Regions from separate parts of the Homo sapiens genome. Here region 1 is linked to region 2. A link is an interaction called in ENCODE POLR2A ChIA-PET data of the cell type or tissue named here. Cell type or tissue: Caco-2. All regions are shown on one strand. Region 1 holds the start of MIR626 (microRNA 626). Region 2 holds the start of LOC105370791 (a long non-coding RNA gene).

Region 1 (8,000 bases), 68 kb before region 2:
CACTATATATATTCACTAACAAATAACATGTAACAAAGGATTGTGGGCATTTTTTTTTAAATAGTTCAAAGCCTATGACTGAAAACAGCATTTATAGCCAGGCATGGTGGCACACGCCTGTAGTACCAGCTATTCAGAAGACTGAGGTGCCAGGACTGCTTGTGCCCAGGAGTTCGAGGCTGCAGTGAGCTACAATTGCACCACTGAATTAAACCCTGGAGCCGGGCGCAGTGGCTCACGCCTGTAATCCCAGTGCTTTGGGAGGCCGAGGCAGGTGGATCACGAGGTCAGGAGATCAAGACCATCCTGGCTAACACGGTGCTAAAAATACAAAAAATCAGCTGGGCGTGGTGGCGGGCGCCTGTAGTCCCAGCTACTCGGGAGGCTGAGGCAGGAGAATGGTGTGAACCTGGGAGGCGGAGCTTGCAGTGAGCCGAGATCGTGCCACTGCACTCCAGCCTGGGCAACTGAGCAAGACTCCGTCTCAAAAAAAAAAAAGAAAAAAAGCCTGGGCAACAGAGCAGGATGCCTCCTCTAAAATAAATAAACAAAAAATTTAAAATTTCAAAAATAAGAAAACAGCATTTACACAACTAAAATATTTTCTTCTGATCAGTCACTTTTTTTTTCCCTGAGATGGGGTCTTGCTCTGTCACCCAGGCTGGAGTACAGTGGCAACCTCCACCTCCAAGGTTCAAACAATTCTCCTGCCTTGGCCTCCCGAACAGCTGTGATTATAGGCATGCACCAACACGCCCGGCTAATTTTTGTATTTTTAGTAGAGATAGGGTTTTACCATGTTGGCCAGGCTGGTCTCGAACTCCTAACCTCGTGATCCGCCCACCTCAGCCTCCCAAAGTGTTGGGATTACAGGTGTGAGCCACCACGCCCGGCCCAGTCACTTTTTAAAAAGTTAGGTAGGTAGGTTTCCATTAATAGTGTGAAATAGCTCAGAGCAGACTGACCCTCCTCCACTTAGAACTAGAAAAGTTACACTAAACAGTTTTTTCCCCCCAGAATATTTCTTAAAATCTAAGAAATATTTTCTTAGATTTCTTGCAGAAATCACTGCAAGGCAGTGATTTGAGGGGCAAAATCACAAGAAAAGGCAATAAAATTAAATATCCCCAATAATCGAGACACTTTCACATCCATTACTTTTATTACTGAATTTATCTTCCTAAAATATTGAACTATATTGACGTTACTTGCCTGTCCAAAAGCATTTCAAAGGCTTCTGAAACTAAAGAAAAAAGTATAAATATCTGGGATGCTTTTCTAAGCCCAATATAATTTATCCTCAGCCATTTCAGCCTCATCTTAAACAATAACCTGCAGTATACTCCATAGGATCCAATCACACAGAAAATATTACATTAGTGTCTCAGTCCAATAAAATACATTTTCAACACCAAGCCATCATTAATGAAGTACTATTTTTTTCACTACTTGCTAACCCAGTGTCTTCATAAAACTTTATAAAACTTAAAATAGGCACAAGCAACCATTACATGAATGTGTAGTTACTTGTTCCTTGCACAATTTCTACTTAAGATTTTAACCTTACTTGAAAATCCTCCATCATCATTCTCAGTAAACTATCACAAGAACGAAAAACCAAACACCGCATATTCTCACTCATAGGTGGGAATTGAACAATGAGAACGCATGGACACAGAAAGGGGAACATCACACTTTGGGGACTGTTGTGGGGTGGGGGGAGGGGGGAGGGATAGCATTGGGAGATATACCTAATGCTAGATGACGAGTTAGTGGGTGCAGTGCACCAGCATGGCACATGTATACATATGTAACTAACCTGCACATTGTGCACATGTACCCTAAAACTTCAAGTATAATAATAATAAAAAAAAGAAAATCCTCCAATAGAAGCCGGGTGTGGTGGCTCGTGCCTGTAATCCTAACACTTTGGGAGGCCGAGGCAGGCAGACTGCCTGAGCTCAGGAGTTTGAGACCACTCTGGGGGCAACATGGTGAAACCTCATCTGTACTAAAATATTTTTTAAAAAATTGGCTGGGCGCAGTGGCTCACGCCTATAATCCTAGCACTTTGGGAGGCTGATGCAGGTGGACTACCTGAGGTCAGGAGTTCAACATGGTAAAACCCCGTCTCTACTAAAAATACAAAACATTAGCTGGATGCAGTGGCACACACCTGTAATCCCAGCTACTCGGGAGGCTGAGGCTGGAAAATCGCTTGAAACCAGGAGGCAGAGGTTGCAGTGAGCCAAGATCGCACCACTGCACTCCAGCCTGGGTGACAGAGTGAGACTCCGTCTCAAAAAAAGAAAAAGGAAATCCTCCAATGGAAGATTTCCACCTCCAGTTAGAATGTGGAAGATCACAAAATATCATCACTTTTGCCATAACCATGAGAAAACACTAAATTATTTTTCTTACAAGATACTGAAGACCTCTAGACATAAATAAGCCTAAATGAAGTGAATTACAGAAGAAGATCAGCCTTCTCTAGGTGACCGGAGATAGCTACTGCTTTCAACCCTAAGCAGCATTTGCACTGTGTGAAGATACAGTAAGGAGAGAAAAAAGCAACTATAGGCAAAGGATCTTTGCAAAAACACAGAGAAACCAACTTTTAATGCCCGAGCATGGGCAGAATCTCGAGGACCCCAAATAGGAAACTAGTCCTCACTGCTGTCCAATTACCACCCCCTCCAGAGGACTTCTGCAGAACAAACAGCAGTGCCGCAGAAAGGCTGGCCTGGAAATAAGAGAACATGTAGTCTACCAATGCTTAGGTCCTAAGGTCCTGCCAGGGATAGGAGACCAACCACTCCTCCCTTGACACAGCTGAAACGAGAGGTGAGCTGAAATTTACTAAAATAGGAAGCCACTTGAAATCACCTAGACTGAAGGACAGAGAAACAAACAAAACAAAACAAAACAAAAAAGTGTCAGAGATCTCTGGGACAACATAAAATGATCTAACATACTAGTAACTGCCCTGCCAAAAAGACAAGAGAAACAAAGTGAAGAAATACTTGAAGAGAAAATGAACAAAAATCTTCCAAAAGCAAAAGATTTTAACCCACAGATCCAAGAAGCTCAGTAAGCAACAATGGGGACGAATAGAAGGAAAAAAAAAAAGTCATATCTAGGCACATCAAGGTCAGGCTGCTGAAAATGAAAGATGAAGAGAAAAATACTGAAAGCAGCAGAGGGAAAAACAGACATTACACTGGAGGAACAACAAAGAGAACAACAGACTGACTAGTGACTCAATGGAAACTATGTAAGTCAGAAGACAATATACTTTACCGCCAATCATGAAGTGTTGAAAGAAAAACTAATGTTCTATACCTACCAAAAGAAGCCTTTAAAATTGAAGACATTTTCAGACAGCTGAGATCATTCAGATTGCATAAAAATACTCCTCAGCTCTCAAATAAGACAAATATATCAGTTCTTGCCACGTCTACTTACTTGTACTAGAGATTCTATCAGGATGATTAGGCAAGAAAAAGAAATAAAAGGCATCCAGATTGTAGAGGAAAAAGCAAAACTATCTCTATTCACAGGTAAATGATCTTGTATATGGAAAATACTAAAGAATCCACTAAAAAACTATTAGAACTAATAAATCAGTTTAGCAAGATTCCAGGATCCAAGACACACACACACACAAATTGTTTTTCTACAAACTAGCAATGAATGTCAAAAGTGAAATGAGGAAGTAATTCCATTTTACAATAGCATCAACAAGAATAAAATATTTAGGAATAAATTTAACAAAAGAAGTTTAAGACTTATACATGGAAAACTATAAAACACTGTTGAAACAAATTAAAGACCAAAATAAATAGAAAAATATCCCACGTTTATGGACAAAAAATATTTCATATTGGTAAAACAGCAATAATCCCTAAAGTGATCTACAAATTCAATGCAGTATCTACCAAAACTCCATCTGTGATTTTTTTTTTCAGAAAGGGACAAACTGACCCTAAAATTCACAAGAAAATGCAAGGGAGCCACCAAAAAAAAAAAAAAAAAACAAAGCAATCTTGAAAATTAGAAACAAAGTTCTCAGAGGACTCACACTTCCAGGTTTCAGCTTAGTACAAAGCTACAGTAATTAAGACAGTGTGTCTATTAGTTTGGTTTGGTTTTGAGACAAGGTCCCACTGTGTCACCTAGGCTAGAGTGCAATGGTGCAATCATACCTCACTGCAACCTCAAATTCCTGGAAACAAGTGATCCTCCCACTTTAGCCTCTCGAGTAGCTGGGACTACAGACACATACCACCACACCACTCAGCTATTATTTTTATTTTTTTGTAGAGACAGGTTCTCTTTAGTAGAGACAGGGTTTCACCATGTTGACCAGGCTGGTCTCAAACTCCTGGGCTCAAGCTATCCTACTGCCTTGGCCTCCCAAAGTGCTGAGATTTTAAGCATGATCCACCGTGCCCAGTCAACAGTGTGATATTGACATTAAGACTAGATATACAGATCAACTAACAGAATTGAGAGTCCAGAAATAAATGCCCACATTTATGTCAACTGATTCAATTGCCAAGGTGCCAAGACAATTCAAGAGAGGAAAGAATGGTCTTTTCAACACCAAAAAACTGTGTTCACGCAAAGACTTGTATACAAATGTTCACAGCAACATTATTCGTAACAGCCAAAAACTAAAAACCTTACTGTCCAACTGATGAATAAAAAAAATGTGGTAATGTCCACACAATATTATTTGACAATAAAAAGAAACGAAGTACAGATACATGCTACACATGGATGAACCTTAAAAACATCAAGCTAAGTAAAACAAGCCAGGCACAAAAGACCACATATTAAATGATTCCATTTATATAAAATATCCAAAATAGGCAAATCTACAGAGACAGAGACAGGTGGTTGTGTTGGATTGGGTGGAGCTGGGGAGTGGTTGAGGGAAAATGGGAAGTTACTTTTAATGGGTTTTCTTTCTGGGGTGCTGGTAATGTCCTAAAACTGACTGCAGCACTGAAGTAACGGTTGTGCAATCCTGTGAATATATTAAAAACCATTGAACTCTACACTTTCAGTTGGTAGGTGAATTTTATGTAGATTTTATTGTATGTGAATTATATCTCAATTTTTAAAGTTTTTAAAAAATAACTATTAAAGGAAGTTCTTCAGACTGTTAGAAAATGAAACAATATGGGCCAGGTGTGGTGGCTGAGGCTGAGGTGGACAGATCACTTGAGGCCAGGAGTTCAAGACCAGCCTGGCCTACATGGCAAAACCCTGTCTCTACTAAAAATACAAAAATTAGTCGGGTGTGGTGGTGCATACCTGTAGTCCCAGCTACTCAGGAGGCTAAAGCAGGAAAATCACCTGAACCTGGTAGGCAGAGGTTGCAGTGAGCTGAGATCACATCACTGCACTCCAGCCTGGGTGACAGAGTGAGACTCTATCTCAAAAAAAAGAAAAAAAAAAAAGAAAAAGAAAATGAACCAAAATAAACACAGATCCAGAAACAGATGAAAACAAATAAATAAATACGTAAATATAAAAGACTTTTCTTATATTATTTAAATGACTACTGACTTTTTTTATTTTTAAGGAGAGAAGGAGAGAGGGAAAGAGGAGAAAGAGAGGGAGAGAGAAAGAAAAGGAGAGAAGGAGAAAGGGAGAAAGGAAGGGAGGAAGGAGGAGGGAGAAGAGAGGGAGAGAGGTAGGGAGAGAAAGGAAGAGGGAGAGAGGGTAAGGGAAGGCAAGAGAGGATGAGAGCGAGCCACAGAGAGAGGGAGAGGGTACACACCAACTACTGACTGTTTAAAGCAAATAAAGTAACAAGGTTTAGAGGCTTATATCACATAGAAGGACATCAAATATAAGTGCATTAGCAGTTCATTATTCAAATTATATTCAATAAATTAAGGATGCACATTGTAATCCATATAACACTGCTATATACTGAATTGTGTCCCCCACCAAATTTGTATGTGGAAGCCCAAACAGGGCTTTAGGAGAAAATTAGGGTTAAAAGAGGTTTTAAGGGTAGGACTCTAATCCAACAGGATGGTGGGCTTATAAGAAGAGGAAGAGAGACATCCCCCGCTCCCCCCATGTGTGGACATAATAAGAAAGCAGCTATATATGTATACAAGCCAAGATGAGACATGAGAAACCAAACCCTGCCAGAACTTTGATCTTGGACTTTCTAGCCTCCAGAACTGTGAAAAAAATAAAACTTCTGTTGCTTAAGCCAGCCAATCTACGATATTTTGTTATGGCAGCCTGAGTAGACAAATGCAACCACTAAAAAAATTACAAAGAGGTAATTTTTATATAAATGGAATTTGAAAAGCTCAATCCACACAAAAACAGGGAAAGATAAACAGATAAGAGAAGCAGGAAATAGCAAGATGACATGGTTAAAACTCAGCTACATAAGTAATGGCATTAAATGTAAATGAACAAAACAGTCCAATTAAAAGCCAAAGGTTAAAACAGTGGATAAAGAAACAAGTCCAACTATCAGCTATTTAAAAGAGTCGCAATGTAAATTCAAGGAAGAAGAATTAAAGTACAAGGAGGGAAAAAGATAAACCATGCAAAAACTTATTAGAAGGAAACCAATATGGCTCAATAACATCAAACAAAGTAGACTTTAAAATAAGGAGTTTTAGGCTGGGCACGGTGGCTCATGTCTATAATCTCAGCACTCTGGTAGGCAGGTGGATCACCTGAGCTCAGGAGTTCAAGACCAGCCTGGGCAACACAGTGAAACCCCATCTCTACTAAAATACAAAAAATTAGGTTGGCATGGCAGTGTGTGCCAGTAATCACAGCTACTTGGGAAGCTGAGGCAGGAGAATCGCTTGAACCCGGGAGGCAGATGTTGCAGTGAGCCAACATCGCACCACTGCACTCCAGCCTCAGTGACAGAGCGAGGTTCCATCTCAAAATAAAATAGTTTTATCAGAGATAAAGAGGCACATAATTAAAATTTTGAGTTCAATTAACCAAGAAAACATAAACAACCCTAGAAGTATATGTACCTAATCATATATTAGCTTCAAAGTATTTGAAGCAAAAATCTATAGTACCAAAAAGAGAAACAGACAAATCCACAAATACGGTGGGAGATTTTAACCCATCTTTCTCAGTAACTGACATTAAAAAAATCAGGACAGAAGAACTGAATAACACTATCAATCAAACTTACTTGATAAGCCTTTATAGAATATTATATCCAACAACTGTACAATACACACATCCTTTTCAAGTATACATGAAGTATCAATCAGAAACAGATGACACCCTAGACAATAAAGCAAACCCTTGATAATTTCCAAAGGTTTTAAGCCATATGTTCTTTGACAACAACGGAATCAAACTACAAATCAGTAACAAACTTATCAACATACCAAATGTGTAGAATGTACCTAAAGTAGTGCTCAAGAGTCAAACGAATAGTTTAAAATACATACAAATGAAAAAGTCTAAAATCAATTATCTAAGACAGGAGTTGATCATTTTTTTCTGTAAAGGGCTAAACAGTAAAAATTTTAGGCTTTGCATTCCATACAGTCTCTACTGCAACTACTCAAGCTACAGACAATACATAAACAAAATAAAATAAATACAAATACAAAATACAAATACAAAAGACAAGCATGACTGTCTTCCAAAAAACAGGACACTGAAATTTGAACTTTAATTTTCACATCACAAATAACTATTTTTTTTCCCCAATCACTGAAAACTGTTAAAAATCATTCTTAGCTTACAAGCCAAGTAAAAACCAACGGTAGGCACATATGATCCATGGGTCTTAGTCCACCAAACCCTAATCTAAGGCAAATTAAACCAAAAACAAGTAGAACAAAGGAGTTAATGATGAGAGAAAAATCAATGAAATAGAAAAAAACAAAGAACTTGAAGTCATGATTTGAATTCTGCCAACAAGAAAACTCTGTGGCTTCACTGATAAATTCTATCAAATACATAATGAAAAAAAAAAC
Region 2 (8,000 bases):
GGCTCACGCCTGTAATCCCAGCACTTTGGGAAGCCAAGGCGGGTGGATCTCCTGAGGTCGGGAGTTCAAGACCAGCCTGACCAATGTGGAGAAAGTCCGTTTCTACTAAAAATACAAAAATTAGCCGGGCGTGATGGCGCATGCCTGTAATCCTAGCTACTCAGGAGGCTGAGGCAGGAGAATCACTTGAACCCGGGAGGCAGAGATTGCAGTGAGGTGAGATAGCACCATTGCACTCTAGCCTGGGCAACAAGAGTAAAACTCCGTCTAAAAAAATTTTAAAAAAAAAAGTTTTTTTAGAGTCAAGTGTGCAGCTGCAGTCACAGCTACTTGGGAGGCTAAGACAAGAAGATCCCTTGAGCCCAGTAGTTTGAGACCAGCCTGTGCAACATGGAAAGACCACTTGTCAAAAAAAAAAAAAAAAGAGGAAAATAGTTTTTTCTAATCCAATTCATCCAAAATCCTACTGCTTAAAAATGTCACCATTAGCTTACGTTTGATATTTATCTTTTTAGACTTCTATATACAGTAATTCTCCTCTTATCCCCACAGGATACATTCCAAGATCCCCCAGTGTATGTCTAAAACCTAGGAAAGTATTGAACCCTATACACAGTGTTTTTTCCTATACTTACATACTTACCTATAATAAAGTTTAATTTATAAATTAGGCACAGTGAGAGATTAAAAACTAATAAAATATTACAATATACTATAATAAAAGTTATGTAAATGTGATCTCTCAAAATATTTTCAGACCACAGTTGACAGCAGATAACTGAAACTGAAACCATGGATAAGGGAGAAGTACTATAAAGGGATATATACAGGTATATTTCTACAAAAATGTGATCACATAATTTTGTAATCTGCTTTGTTCACTTATCACATGCTTTCCAAGTCATTAATAGAGATCTATATCATGTTTACCAGGTACAAAGTACCCCCCTCTATAAAGGCACCGTATTTATTTATTTTTATTTTTATTTATTTATTTTTTGGGACACACACTCTGTCGCCCAGGCTGGAGTGCAGTGGCACAATCATGGCTCACTGTAGCCTTGACCTTCTGGGTTCAAGTGATTCTCCTGCCTCAGCCTCCTGAGTAGCTAGGACTATAGGCATGTGCCACCACACCAAGCTGATTTTTGTATTTCTCGTAGAGACAAGGTTTTGCTGTGTTGACCAGGCTGGTCTCAAACACTCTCCAAGGAGCAAGCGTTTAGTGTGTGCCTGCTGAGTGACTTTGTAAAGATTCAAAAAAAAAAAAAACTCCCGGCCTCAAGGAATCCTCCTGTATCAGCCTTGTTCAATTTTTTTTTTCTCACAATTTGCCAGGCTTTGCTGATTACTGGATCTCCTAAACTTAAAAAAATTGGCTGGCACATAGTAAACACTCAATAAATACAAATGAATACTAAATAAATAAATTTGTCTTTTAACTTTATCATGTTTCTGCCAACTAGACAGATGTTTTTTGTAATAACTGTATCAATCTTTGTCATCTTTGTCTTTATGGATTTGCCTCGACAGTCATGCTTAGTAGAACAGCTCCTTTCTCTTTTGTTGAGCCTGGGTCTCACTCTGTTGGCCAATCTGGAGTGCAGTGACACGTCACAGCTCATTGCAGCCTCGAACTCCTGAGGTCAAGTGATCTTCCCATCTCAGCCTCCTGAGTAGCTGTGACAACAGGGATGTGCCACCACACCAAGCTAATTCTGAAATTTTTTTGTACAGATGGGGTCTCACTCTGTTACCCAGGCTGGTCTTGAATTCCTGGGTTTGAGCAATCCTCCCACCTGGGCCTCCCAAAGTGCTGGGATTATAGACATGAGCCACGTGCCTGGCCTCATTCTATTTCAAGACTGGAAAACTGTTTTCCCAGTTTTTTAAAGTAGTAATTTTCTGATTTCACGTTTTATATTTTAATATTTAATTTGGGCCAGGAGCAGTGGCTCACTCCTGTAATCCCAGCACTTTAGGAGGCCGAGATGGGAAGAAAACCTGAAGTGAGGAGTTCCAGACCAGCCTGGCCAACATGGTGAAACCCCGTCTCTACTAAAAATACAAAAATTATCAGCCAGGTGCGGTGGCTCACGCCACCCACCGAGCACTTTGGGAGGCCAAGGCGGGCAGATCATGAGGTCAGCAGCTCGAGACCAGCCTGGCCAATATAGTGAAACCCCGTCTCTACTAAAAATACAAAAATTAGCTAGGTGTGGTGGCAGGCATACTCTGCCTGTAGTCCCAGCTACCTGGACCCTATCTCTACTAAAAATACAAAAATTAGCTAGGCGTGGTGGCGGCGGCATAGTCTGCCTGTAGTCCCAGCTACTTGAGAGGCTGAGGCAGAAGAATCACTTGAAACTGGGATGCGGAAGTTGCAGTGAGCTGAGATCGCACCACTGTACTCCAGCCTGGGCGACAGAGCAGGACTCCATCTCAAAAAATAAAATTAAAAAAAAAAAAATACAAAAATTACCTGGGTGTGGTGGCCTGCACCTATAATCCCAGCTACTTGGGAGGCTGAGGCAGGAGAACTGCTTGAATCCAAGAAGCAGAGGTTGCAGTAAGCCGAGATCATGCCACTGCACTCCAGCCTGGGCCACAGAGTGAGACCCTCAAAAAAAAAAAAAATTTAATTTGCTGGGCTCGGTGGCTCACGCCTATAATCCTAGCACTTCAGAAGGCCAAGGCTGGAGGATCACCTGAGGTCAGGAATTCCAGACCAGCATGGCCAACACGGTGAAACCCCGCCTCAACTAAAATTACAAAAATTAGCCAGGTGTAGTGGGAGACACCTGTAATCCCAGCTACTCGGGAGTCTGAGGCAGGAGAATTGCTTGAACCCAGAAGGCAGAGGTTGTGGTGAGCACCACTGCACTCCAGCCTGGGGGACAAGCCCGAAACTCCCTCTCAAAAAAAAAAAAAAAATATATATATATATATAAATAATTCACCTAGATTCTTTTTTTTTTTTTGGAGACGGAGTTTCGCTCTTGTTGCCCAGGCTGGAGTGCAATGGCGCGATCTCCACTCACCGCAACCTCCGCCTCCCCGGTTCAAGCATCCCAAGTGGCTATGATTACAGGCATGCATCGCCACACCCGGCTAATTTTGTATTTTTAGTCGAGACGGGGTTTTTCCATGTTGGTCAGGCTAGTCTCGAACTCCCGACCTCAGGTGATCCACCCGCCTCCGCCTCCCAAAGTGCTGGGATTACAGGCGTGAGCCACCACACCCGGCAATTTTATTTAAATTTTAAGGTAGAAATCCCATTTTTTCTCCAAACAGTTGATTGTTCCAATATAATTTTGGAACACCTTCCCTACTCATATAAAATACCATCTTTATAACACTAACCTTATATATTTCTAGATTATTCTGTTTCACTACTCTTGTGTTCCAGGGTTGCTACTTATATTTTGATTATCATAGCTTTATTTGTATATTCTCTAGTACAAGTCCTTTCCTCATTCTTCTCTTCCAAGAAGTTTCTTAATTTCTAGGTTTACTTTTTCAAATGAATTTTAAAACCATTTGGCAAATTTTCAAAAGGAAATCTGGTTGGAATCATGTAAAACTGCCAGCCATATCTCTCTGTTGCTATTTTCCTCAGTGGTAAAACGGAGATAACAGTACTTACCTCGTAGGTTTGTTATGAGAACTAAATGAATTAAATACAGTAGAAAGTATTTAGAACACCAAGCCAGAAAGATAACTATTATAATTACTCAAAAGTGACAGCTATTATGATTGCTCAATAAATGTTTTCCAGATGTGTTCGCACAAAATTCGAAGACTCTTTTTAAGATAAATCAAAAGGTATAATAAAACATAAGCAGTGGTATGGAAAACATACAATTTATACTTTTCTTCACCAATGGCTTGACCCTTCTTTGGTGAAATGACGAGCTAGAACTGGGAGGAGAGACCAAGAAAAATACCAAAGGCTGGTGGGTACCAGGTCTCTAAAATTTTACAAAGATAGCCCACCAAGTGGAAACGAAGACTTCTAGGCCCTTCTAGGCAGCGTTATGGGGGATCAGCATTTCCCTTTTAAATACTATTTCCCCATCTCCGCAGTTATGACAATAGTAGTTACCTTTTGATTTCCTCCCAGAAAATACATAGGGATTAGATGTCTAAAAGACAATATTTTTCGAATGAGGTCGTGGGCCCCTATAAAGTATAAATGGGAATGATAAAGATAGACAGACATGCCCAGAATATTATAACAAATTACCTCCACCAGGTTTCCCACATCATTGTAATGATTGAGAGGGGAGTGGCTGTGGGGTTTTTTTTGGCGGGGTGGCGGTTGTCTCATTATAATTTTTAAGAATTTGTTAAATTATTTTATCTGCATGAAATTGAGGTGAGGAAGTCAGAGGCCGTATGAGGGACCTTAAAAGGTGATCTCCTCTACCGAGCTGAATGAGAAATGGAAGCCGAGGGTGGCAAGATGAAACTAGCCAAAGGCCTGGACCCCAGGCCTCCGAATTCCCAGATCTCGGCTCATCCCAGTACACCACACAGCTTCTCACCGACGCTTGCCACGCTTCGATGTGGGAGGAGTAAAAACAGGCAATCCGACCGCAGCAAAGACGCTGGAAAACCACAGGCCGGCGCAGTCGAAGGCACGTGACCCGCCACGCCCCCCACCCTCCCCCTACCCCGCGCCAGCAGCACGCGCTGCCAACCTCGTCATGTGACCTTCACGCGGCCCCAGCACTCCCCCTGCTTGGCGACTCTTTCCAGCAGCCATTTTGCTGAGAACTTGTCGTCTGTGCTCACCGCGGAGCAGGACGCCACGAAAAGCCGCGGCCAGAATTTACAGGCCGCACACGCGCTTCGAAAGACCGCTCAGGCCGTCAGGGCCCGGTCGAACCTCAGTGAACACGTCGCACCCCGGGGCGCCGGGGAAAGCTGTGGGTGCGCCTCGGCCTGAGATTGGCTGTGGCGTCCACGTGACGCCTCAGCGCCCCCCCGCCCCCGCCACCCTCTCCTTCCCCCCAACGCACAAAAACACCCAGACTCTTAACACTTCGCGCCAAGAACACGCCACCAGGCGCGTGGGGACGGGCGTAGCGCGTGGCAAGCAAGGCGCCTGCGCATACCTGCCGGGGCCGACCGCAACCGACCCACGCGCCGCTCCGCTCGCGGGTCCCGGAATCCTCGCGCTGCTGGACCACCCGGCTAGTCATTGGCTGCCAGTTCGGGTCACGTGCTGGTCGCAAGCCCGCCCCTACCCGCTAATCACCTGGCACCGAGCTCGAAGCGGCGCCGAGTCGTTCGCACGCGGAGAGGGAGGGTAGTTAGAGGGCCATCCTTTTCTGCCGTTATGGATTTAAACCCATAAAGAGGAAACGAGAAACCAGAGGCTCAAAGCTAAGGAAGCTCGCACCTACCGGCTTAACTTCGCACGCCTCTCCAGGAGCCGGGAACCATCGCCCTTGGGCGCTCCCCGATGCACGCCGGGATACGCCTGGCGCCCCTCGGTGTGCTGCAGAGCATGCCGGGAAAGGCACCTCTCCCGATCTCCTGGCGCTCACCTCCCGGGCGTTCCTTTCGTGTCCCCTTGAAAGCCCGGTCCTTGGGCTTGGAATGAGACGGTTTGGGTAATTATGGGAGTGTGGCGAGGTATACCAGGCACTTTCAGCCCCTCCTCTCCCACTTGTTTGATCTGTGTGGTCTTGGGGAAACCGTTTAACCTTTCTCCACGGAGCAAGCGTTTAGTGTGTGCCTGCTGAGTGACTTTGTAAAGATTCAGGAAAAAAAAAAAAAACAGCAAGGGTATTTGCCTGCAAATGAACTGCAGCCCTTTCCTGGCCAGTGAAAAAGAATGCTAATTTAAATGCAACTTACCAGGAGCCCCACTTGAGGGTGGAAATGGCACTTAGAATTTCCCTTGGGATAGAAGATGAGACCTTTCTTGCTAAACTTATTGCTACTGTTGGGGAAAGTAGGGGTGGTAAGAGCAAGAGGCGTTTTAAAGGAGGCGGGGACATGTCTATCACAGTTGCTGGTTCCACCTCGTACGAAATATGGTATATTGGAAACGAGAAAAAAAAAAAAACACCGTCTCCTAACTCAGAAAAAGTGGTCATGCATCAGAACCAATTAACTTTGTAACATATTCACAAACTGCCCTTCAGGCCAAAACCTAATGAAATCCCCACTTAAAACAATTCACACCTTTTCTGCTTTGAACTCCATTCTTCAGCTTTGCCGGATTTTAGAACGATTTCATCAATTCTTAAAGAGATGATTAAGCTTGAAGAACTTGACTAGCGATGGTCAAGCTCAAGAGCTCTTATTTATAGATTAAAAATTAAATGTATTCATTTATAATGTGGTTATCAAGCCAAAATATAGTTTGGGGCACCCTTTTCTAATTTCAAGGTACTCCATAAGCCTAATTATCAGAAAATTATTCCCTGACTAGAAAACCAAAAGAAAGGGTATTAGATGATCATACGTAATAAAAAGCATTAAATTGTAAGCATATGATGTTACACTTGAAGTTTATAAAACATTCCAATATTCTTCATTATATATAATCCTTACAACAACTCAGAGAAAAGTGCTATACTAGTAGTATCATTTTCTGAGTCAGTCTTGAGTGGGAATCTGGAAAAATATATCTTAACACGTTCTTCAGGTAATTGTTATGCACAACTGGGTTTGGGACCTATTGGCTATAGTGGAAAGAACCCAAGGTTTGAAGTCAGACAGATCCATGTCAACTTGCAGCTCTTTTTCTTCCTGCACTCTGATTGTGGTGAACAGGTTTTTGAACTTTTTTTTTTTTTTTTTTTTTTTGAGACCGAGTCTCTGTTGCCCAGGCTAGATTACAAAGGCGTGATCTCAGCTCACTGCAACCTCCATCTCCCGGGTTCAGGCGATTCTGGTGTCTCATCCTCCTGAGTAGCTGGGATTATAGGCGCCTGCTACCATGCCTGGCAATTTTTGTATTTTTAGTAGAGATGGGGTTTCATTCACCATATTGGCCAGGATGGTCTCGAACTTCCGACCTCAGGTGATCTGCCTGCCTAGGCTTCCCAAAATGCTGGGATTACTGGCGTGAGCCACCACGCCTGCCCGTTTTTGAACTTTTTGATTTTCAGTTCCTTTGACTGCAAATTGAGGCCAGTTTGGATTGTCTTTGTTTTTTTGTTTTTTTGTTTTTTTGTTTGTTTGTTTGCTTTTTAGACAGAGTCTCACTCTCTTGCCCAGGCTGGAGTGCAATGGTGCAATCTCGTCTCACTGCAACCTCCGCCTCCTGGGTTCAAACAATTCTCCTGCCTCAGCCTCCAGAGTAGCTGGGATTACAGGCGCACACCACGTCGCCTGGCTAATTTTTATTTTTAGTAGAGACAGGGTTTCACCATGTTGGCCAGGCTGGTCTCGAACTCCTGACCTCATGATCCGCCCGCCTCGGCCTCCCAAAGTGCTGGGATTACAAGCGTGAGCCACTGTACCTGGCTTGTGTGTGTGTGTGTGTGTGTGTGTGTGTGTGTGTGTGTGTTTTGAGATGGAGTTTCACTCTGGTTGCCCAGGCTGGAGTGCAATGGCGCAGTCACAGCTCACTGCAACCTCCGACTCCCGGGTTCAAGGGATTCTCCTTTGTCAGCTTCCCAAGTAGTTGGGATTACAGGCATGAGCTACCACGCCCGGCCTGGATTGTCTTTGGATTGTCATAATGATTCTCAGATCAAAATATTTAGAACACCTGTCATAATCCCTGATAAATATGATGAACTCTATGAATGTGAGTGCTCGTTAGTGGTAAGGTTGCATTCAAACTAGCACCCTGTACTCTGTGCAATACAGCACATTGTTGAATCTTTTTTCTCCACTATTCTGTTTCTCCCCTAGACAGTGCTAGAGGAACACTAACAGATTCGTGTACCACAGATCTTTTTTGGAATCCTTGGTGACTACTGCCCATCTGTTGGTATATATATTTACATTGTCTCCCACCTTCATTTCATTTT

What was found. Peaks named below come from ENCODE experiments on the same cell type or tissue, not always from the same donor. Only the 100,000 strongest peaks of a DNase experiment are listed, where the experiment ranks them.
Region 1: POLR2A ChIA-PET joins it to region 2 with 11 read pairs; 8 of 35 experiments call an interaction of 5 or more read pairs at or near these places.

The regions. Positions count from the first base shown.
Region 1 is chr15:41,687,031-41,695,030 of GRCh38, reverse strand. The region is part of intron 2 of MGA (MAX dimerization protein MGA); the gene reads right to left. It overlaps MIR626 (microRNA 626), which reads right to left and starts at 3,446; the gene lies at 3,353-3,446. In Caco-2, no CTCF peak of the experiment used is centred here; no DNase peak of the experiment used is centred here.
Region 2 is chr15:41,618,710-41,626,709 of GRCh38, reverse strand. LOC105370791 (a long non-coding RNA gene) reads left to right here and starts at 5,255. Exons shown (of 4, transcript NR_188233.1): 1 at 5,255-5,643. It also overlaps a transcript of MGA not described here. RefSeq lists a silencer at 5,215-5,274. In Caco-2, no CTCF peak of the experiment used is centred here; DNase peaks (open chromatin) are centred at 4,659, 5,219 and 5,509; H3K4me3 peaks cover 2,826 bases.